Regions from separate parts of the Mus musculus genome. Here region 2 is linked to region 1. A link is a loop called in an ENCODE intact Hi-C map of the cell type or tissue named here. Cell type or tissue: heart. All regions are shown on one strand. Each heading gives the region's core, and the rest is flanking DNA. Links, peaks and the distances in the headings are about the cores only.

What was found. Peaks named below come from ENCODE experiments on the same cell type or tissue, not always from the same donor. Only the 100,000 strongest peaks of a DNase experiment are listed, where the experiment ranks them.
Region 2: a loop joins it to region 1, with 11 times the contacts of the local background. A loop is called at or near these places in 1 of 42 quality-filtered maps.

Annotation. Positions count from the first base shown.
Region 1 is chr2:129,064,598-129,067,400 of GRCm38, reverse strand. It overlaps Vinac1 (vinculin/alpha-catenin family member 1), which reads left to right and starts at 1,492. Exons shown (of 11, transcript NM_001370941.1): 1 at 1,492-2,264. It overlaps Ttl (tubulin tyrosine ligase), which reads right to left and starts at 1,454. Exons shown (of 7, transcript NM_027192.2): 1 at 1,098-1,454. The coding sequence starts at 1,254. In heart, for the core only: no CTCF peak of the experiment used is centred there; DNase peaks (open chromatin) are centred at 840 and 1,470; H3K4me3 peaks cover 1,800 bases; H3K27ac peaks cover 1,428 bases.
Region 2 is chr2:129,127,973-129,130,775 of GRCm38, reverse strand. It overlaps Chchd5 (coiled-coil-helix-coiled-coil-helix domain containing 5), which reads right to left and starts at 1,076. Exons shown (of 4, transcript NM_025395.3): 1 at 919-1,076; 2 at 458-598; 3 at 210-375. The coding sequence starts at 920. It also overlaps a transcript of Polr1b not described here. In heart, for the core only: no CTCF peak of the experiment used is centred there; DNase peaks (open chromatin) are centred at 435 and 1,065; H3K4me3 peaks cover 2,068 bases; H3K27ac peaks cover 1,798 bases.

The sequences.
Region 1 (2,803 bases), core at 275-2,774:
TCCAACCACCACTCCATGGAGTCGCCACGCTAGAGTATAAACATGTATAATAATGAAAAGTTGTCCCTGAACTAATTCAGTAAGACTAAGCCTTAACAAACTTCATTCCATAAGCCATCATAGCTTGCTGTGGCTATAATGTCACCCAAGTGCCCTATGCAAGCTTGCCAAATTGCCTGTTAGTTCCAAACAAACTGCTTTCCGTTTAGCCTCATCCACCGCTGACCACACCTATGTCTGAAAAAAACCTCTCCTCTTCAGGACACGGGACACTACTTTCTGGGGTGTTTGCTAAGGTAGAGATGCCCCCCTCCTCTTCTGTCCTTGAAATACAAATGATCCCACCCCCAAGTGAAATTCTGGAAAAGAACCAGACACCCAGAGAGAGGCAAGCCCTCCCCAGATGACTATGTAGTGAAGGGACCATGAGACCAGGTTCAAGTCTGTGGGATGCTAGTTGAACCCATTAGGACAACTTCAAGATTACGTCATTTAAAAGGGAGTTGCTGTCCCTTCCTACATGAGAGTACGCGAATAGAATGGTACCAAGCCAGTTTCGCACATGTGGATGAGGAGAGCAAAAGTCACCCAAGATCGTGTAAGAAAACATCACTAAATGCAGCTGCAAATGTAAACTTTTGGTGCAGCTAAAGGAAAGGTCTGAAATGGAACAGCTCCCCACGCTCCAGCTTCCCTGGAAGCTCCTGCTTTGGGTAAGTCAGTGAGTTTTCTCCAAATTCCCTGCCGGTTCATCTTGGCCTCCGGGTAACCCAAGCCTCGGCGGTTTCAACTCCCCTTCCACGCCCACACCACACAGAGCTGAATCCTAAGTGGCGGAAAGCTGCAAGATGACTGATGCGGGCCCAGGGAAGCAGGGGAACCAGGCCGACACCCTGAGTGCGGGTATAGGTCACTGTCAGCAGACAGGGCAACCGCACCCAGACTCCGTTCCAAATCCAGCTACGGGTTTAGGTCTTGCTAGACCCATTTTATATCTGCTAAGGTGAGCTCGCGCCTAGGGAAGATTAATGACCTTAAAAAACAAAAGCGCTCGCTCTCCGATTCATGCGCGCAGCGGCCACGAGGGAAGGGCTCACCTAGTCTCCCGAAGGGCAGTCGGTTCCTCTCCCCCAGCATCAGGTTGAACCTGGGGTTGTCTCGCCGTAGCCTCTTCCAGTAGCCGGTGGCCAGCAGCAGCCGGGAGACCTCGGCGTAGACGCTGCTATTCTCGTCGCGCACCACGAAGGTGTACATGGCGAAGGGCAGCGCGCCCCGCAGCCGCTACACGAGTCCAGGGCACGGCGGCCCCGCGTGCACACTGCCCCAGCCTCAGCCTCAGCCCCGCTGTCGGTCTAATTCCAGGGCCGCGCCTCCGGATTACCCTAGTGTCTGCCCTGGGCGCCCGCGCCACCGCCCGAGTGGCGAGCGCCACCCGGACGCCGCGCCCACCCCCAGCGCCCCGCCCACCGCCGGCGCCCCGCCCACGACCGTGATTCCGCGCGGCGCTAAGGGCAGGTCTGCGGGTTGCGGCGGCAGGAGCTCCCAAGCAGGGCCCACCAGGGCCGCCCCGCCACTCAGTGTGTGGCCGGTGACATGGGTCTCAAGTGTGGCTGCAGTAATAGCAAACTGCGGTGGAGAGACCAAGGGAAATAATTCCAGCTGCGCCATAGCCCGCCAATATCCCTTTCCGCCCTCTGTCTGGGTCTTCCACCAAGTTCAAAATCAGATTTGGTGGATGAAACAAAAGATCCAGGCATGGGTGTAGCTCAGTTGGTAGAGTGCTTGCTTAGCCAGCACTGAGCTCTGGGTTTGATCTGGGTGCGGTAAAATCGGACACATGTCAGGAGCCATAATGGGACAAGCTAATAACTAGCAGGTGATCATCCTGAAGTAGCCTGCCTTGGATTATTATATAATCTGCGACAGTGAGCCCTCATTAAGCAAGGCTATGAGGGACTCATTTTAGGAAAGATTCCTGCTGAGATAGAACAAAGGCTGTATTGCTTAATCCTCCCCTGATAGGCTACAGGTGTTAATCGCCTAAGCCAGCAAGCAAGCCCTCAGAAAGAGCAAGAAAGTTTTTAGGACTTTTTAGAAGTTATCATCAGCATTTCAGTATAATTAGAGAGCTAGAAAGCCCCAAGACCCTCAGACGTTAAAGCCATCACCAGAGTCCTTACTCTGTGACTCCACTGCTACCCCTGGCCCGGGCCAGGAGGCTCCCAATGTTCTAATTTGGCACCCGAACAGCGACATTGAATAAGGTAAGTGGACACAGATAGGACTCTTAACTGGGTCTTACAAATCCATTGGACAAGGAGTGTGCAGTTAAATTGTCTTCTGCCATCAGTAGAGGCGGATAGTTGGGGCCATCAGTTCCTGGTTGGGTACCATCAGTGCCCATGTTAAGCCAGGAGCCATCAGCTCTGGCTTTTATTGCCTGCTGCCATCAGCAGAGGCTGATACTAGGTGCCATCAGTGCCTAGCTGTTCTGTTGGAAGCTATCAGCACCCGTCTTAGGTCAGAAGACATCAGTTCTGGGTTGTGTGCATTTCATGGGTATCTCTCAAGATGGGACAAAGTGAATCTACAGATAGAGAGTTCTTTACAGATATTAATAAGTATACTCTTAAGAAAAGAGTCTTAGCTGGGCAATGGTGGAGCACGCCCTTAATCCCAGCACTTGGGAGGCAGAGGCAGGCGGATTTCTGAGTTCGAGGCCAGCCTGGTCTACAGAGTGAGTTCCAGGACAGCCAGAACTATATACAGAGAAACCCTGTCTCGAAAAACTAAACCAAACCAA
Region 2 (2,803 bases), core at 9-2,508, 64 kb before region 1:
CAGGTGCCCTGGCAGAGGGGAGTGTGAAAGGTGGTGACAAGCAGAGGCATGTCCACTCGGGGACAGAGAACCATGGTTTTTAGATTCTTGGATGCATAGCCAAGGCCATGTATGGGAATGGGGCTGGGACTGGTTCTGGAAGGTATTTAAACTAGAAAATGAAGGGAGTTGTGAAAGGAAAAAGCTACGATCAAGTTAGCCTCCTTTACCTCTCCAGTTGTGGGTGAACTTGGTGGCTGCACCTGCTCTGCACACTGCAGGAAGCGGCGCATGTGTTCAGCACAGTTGCCCACTGCTGCCTCATTCAAGCGAAGACACTTCTCAAAGGCTTCAAAGGGCTCAGCACAGGCCTGGCGGATCTGGCGGATGATCGGGCTGTGGGGGGTAGGGCATTTTAGACCCTGAAGCATTCAAACCCTACTGCCTGGCACCCTCTAGCCCCCAGTTGTACACTCACTGGGAGGACGTGCAGCGAGCAATGCTCATCTTAAGGTGGTGACAATCTCGATGCCACGACTCTGGCTTGGCTGCCACACATTGGCCATACTGATCCAGCTCTCGGCTGCAGTATCGAGCAGTGACTTCCAGGGCTGCCTGCCTGTGGGACAGGGTAAACTGAAGATAATCTCAAGAGAAGGCAAGAAAGAGTTCTGATTTTGATCTGTGATTGGACTAGTCTGGATTGGGGGTGGGGGGTGTAAAGATCCTGTGATAGGGACAACCAACGAGGGGCAGAAATAAGCGCCGATCCCTGCGCGTTGTGGAACAAGGTGGGATTTCCCGGGAGATCGTGGAAGTCCTAAGACAAAAAGTCTGGCTATTGTGAAGCAGGCCTGGAGTCTTGAATTCAGTCATTTCCCGTTGGGGACCGTGCAGTCTGACAAGCATGATCTAGAGTTATAGGGAGTTGTAACTCACATCTCCAGGCGAATTCAAGCGCCGATCAGTCAGGGAGAAGAGACCCGCCTTTTCCGGTATCAGGTTGTTATGGCGGCGCCCAACCCAGACCTCCTGGCCTCACTCTTCCGGTCGTCGAGCGTCCCTGCCACTCATCCCACATTGGTCCAACCTTCATGGCTGTGTCCTGCTTTGCTTTCCGCCTCACTGCCTATCCGGGAGGAGGCCCCTGTAACTACTTCCGGTCCGTCAGCTATTTTAGTTTATTTACTTCCGGCTTGTGGTGGTCGCGTTTAGTGATCACCGGAAGCAGGACTTCGGCCGTGATCGAGCAGCCAGGCACAGAGCACCAGAGCTGGTTCCCTGTAGGTCAGATCTACAGCCGCTCGCGCTGCCACTTTCCCGGCTGGAGTTGAGGCCACCGGCCCGCGTGACTATGGCTCGGCACACGCTGCGGCTGAGGCGGCAGCTGTGCCCGCCGCTGCTAGTTTAGGAACACGGGGATTGCCCTCTCAGGCTGAGCTACCAGTGGCTTTCCGCCACTGCGTATTCTCCTCCTGACTTTAGTTCCAACTTGACGGAAAGGAATGATCTTAAACGCCACATTGGGCTTCCCATCCGATTATTCACTCAGACATGTCCTTTTCCTGCCATAGGTGGTAAAGGCAGGATGAGAGTGGGTTTTATTGCTTGCTCCTTGCAATCGTGCACAAATTATTTTCTTTGTAATTTCCTTAGGTGGTGTTTGCACCCTCTCCACATTTGCCTTCAGATTATAGGGCTAGACCTGGAAGTTCATTTCCCTGTAAGGCTAAATATTCCTCATATGGAGAGGCCTAAGCTAGAGAAAATGAGCGGTAAGGTGATTACCTTAGCACGCAGTTGTAAAATGAGAACGACTGCTTTGGCCTTCATAATATACAGTGACACTTTCATTTTTGGGAAACTTGACACTCCACACTTCTAGTTTCCTTTTGTCTGGTTGCTGTCAAAAGAGTCATTAAGAATGGAATGGAGAGAACTAGATAACCCTAAGGTTTGAAGTGAAGCGGATCTGAGAAATGCAGGTCTCAAGAGTGCTTCTGTTACTGGGGTTCCCTTCTGGGGAGCTCATTAATGAAAGAACTTTAAAAGGTACTCATTTAGGACAATCAAGGGCAATGTTATTGGTCTGAGAGAAAACACCAGGACAGGCACGCTGTAAATGTCAGTAGCCGCTAAGAGGGAGCAGGAAAAGGAAACTAGGGACATGTGTGTGATGTACATGTGTGCAGGCAGAGGCTGGCGGCAGGTGGCTTCCTCTATTGCTTGACACCTGAAGCTTTTTGGAGACAGGGTGTCACTGAACCTTAAAACCCACCAGTGAACATCCAGGAGCTGTCTCCTCATCCCAACACTGGGATTCCAAGTCTGCCCTACCATGCCTTTTCTGCAGGTTTTTATGCAGGTGTTGGAGATCCACAACTCAGGTCTTCCTGCTTGCATAGCAAGCACTTTAGTCAGCCATTCCTTCACTCCCTCCCCTATTTCTTATGAAATCAGGTAACTATCTTATGACGCAATAATTGCTTCTTGAACGTTTGTCCCAGATACAAGAAGTTTATATCTACACACAAGCATGCATGTGGCCTTCCAGAGAAGCTTTCTCTCTTAGTGCCCCAAACTGGAATCAAAATGTCCTTCAAAGTGGATGGCAAAAGTAGGTCACCCATACTGTGGAGTACTATACAGCAATGCAAAGGCATGAACTCACACATACAACTTCCACAAATTTAAAGTAAACTGTTAAGTAAAAAAGAAAAAGTCCATTTCAGAATATGCCATGATTCTATTTACATGTATTTCTTGAAATTATTGAGAATATGTTGAAGGGTTAGAGATAATGAGAGAAGACACAACAGGACAA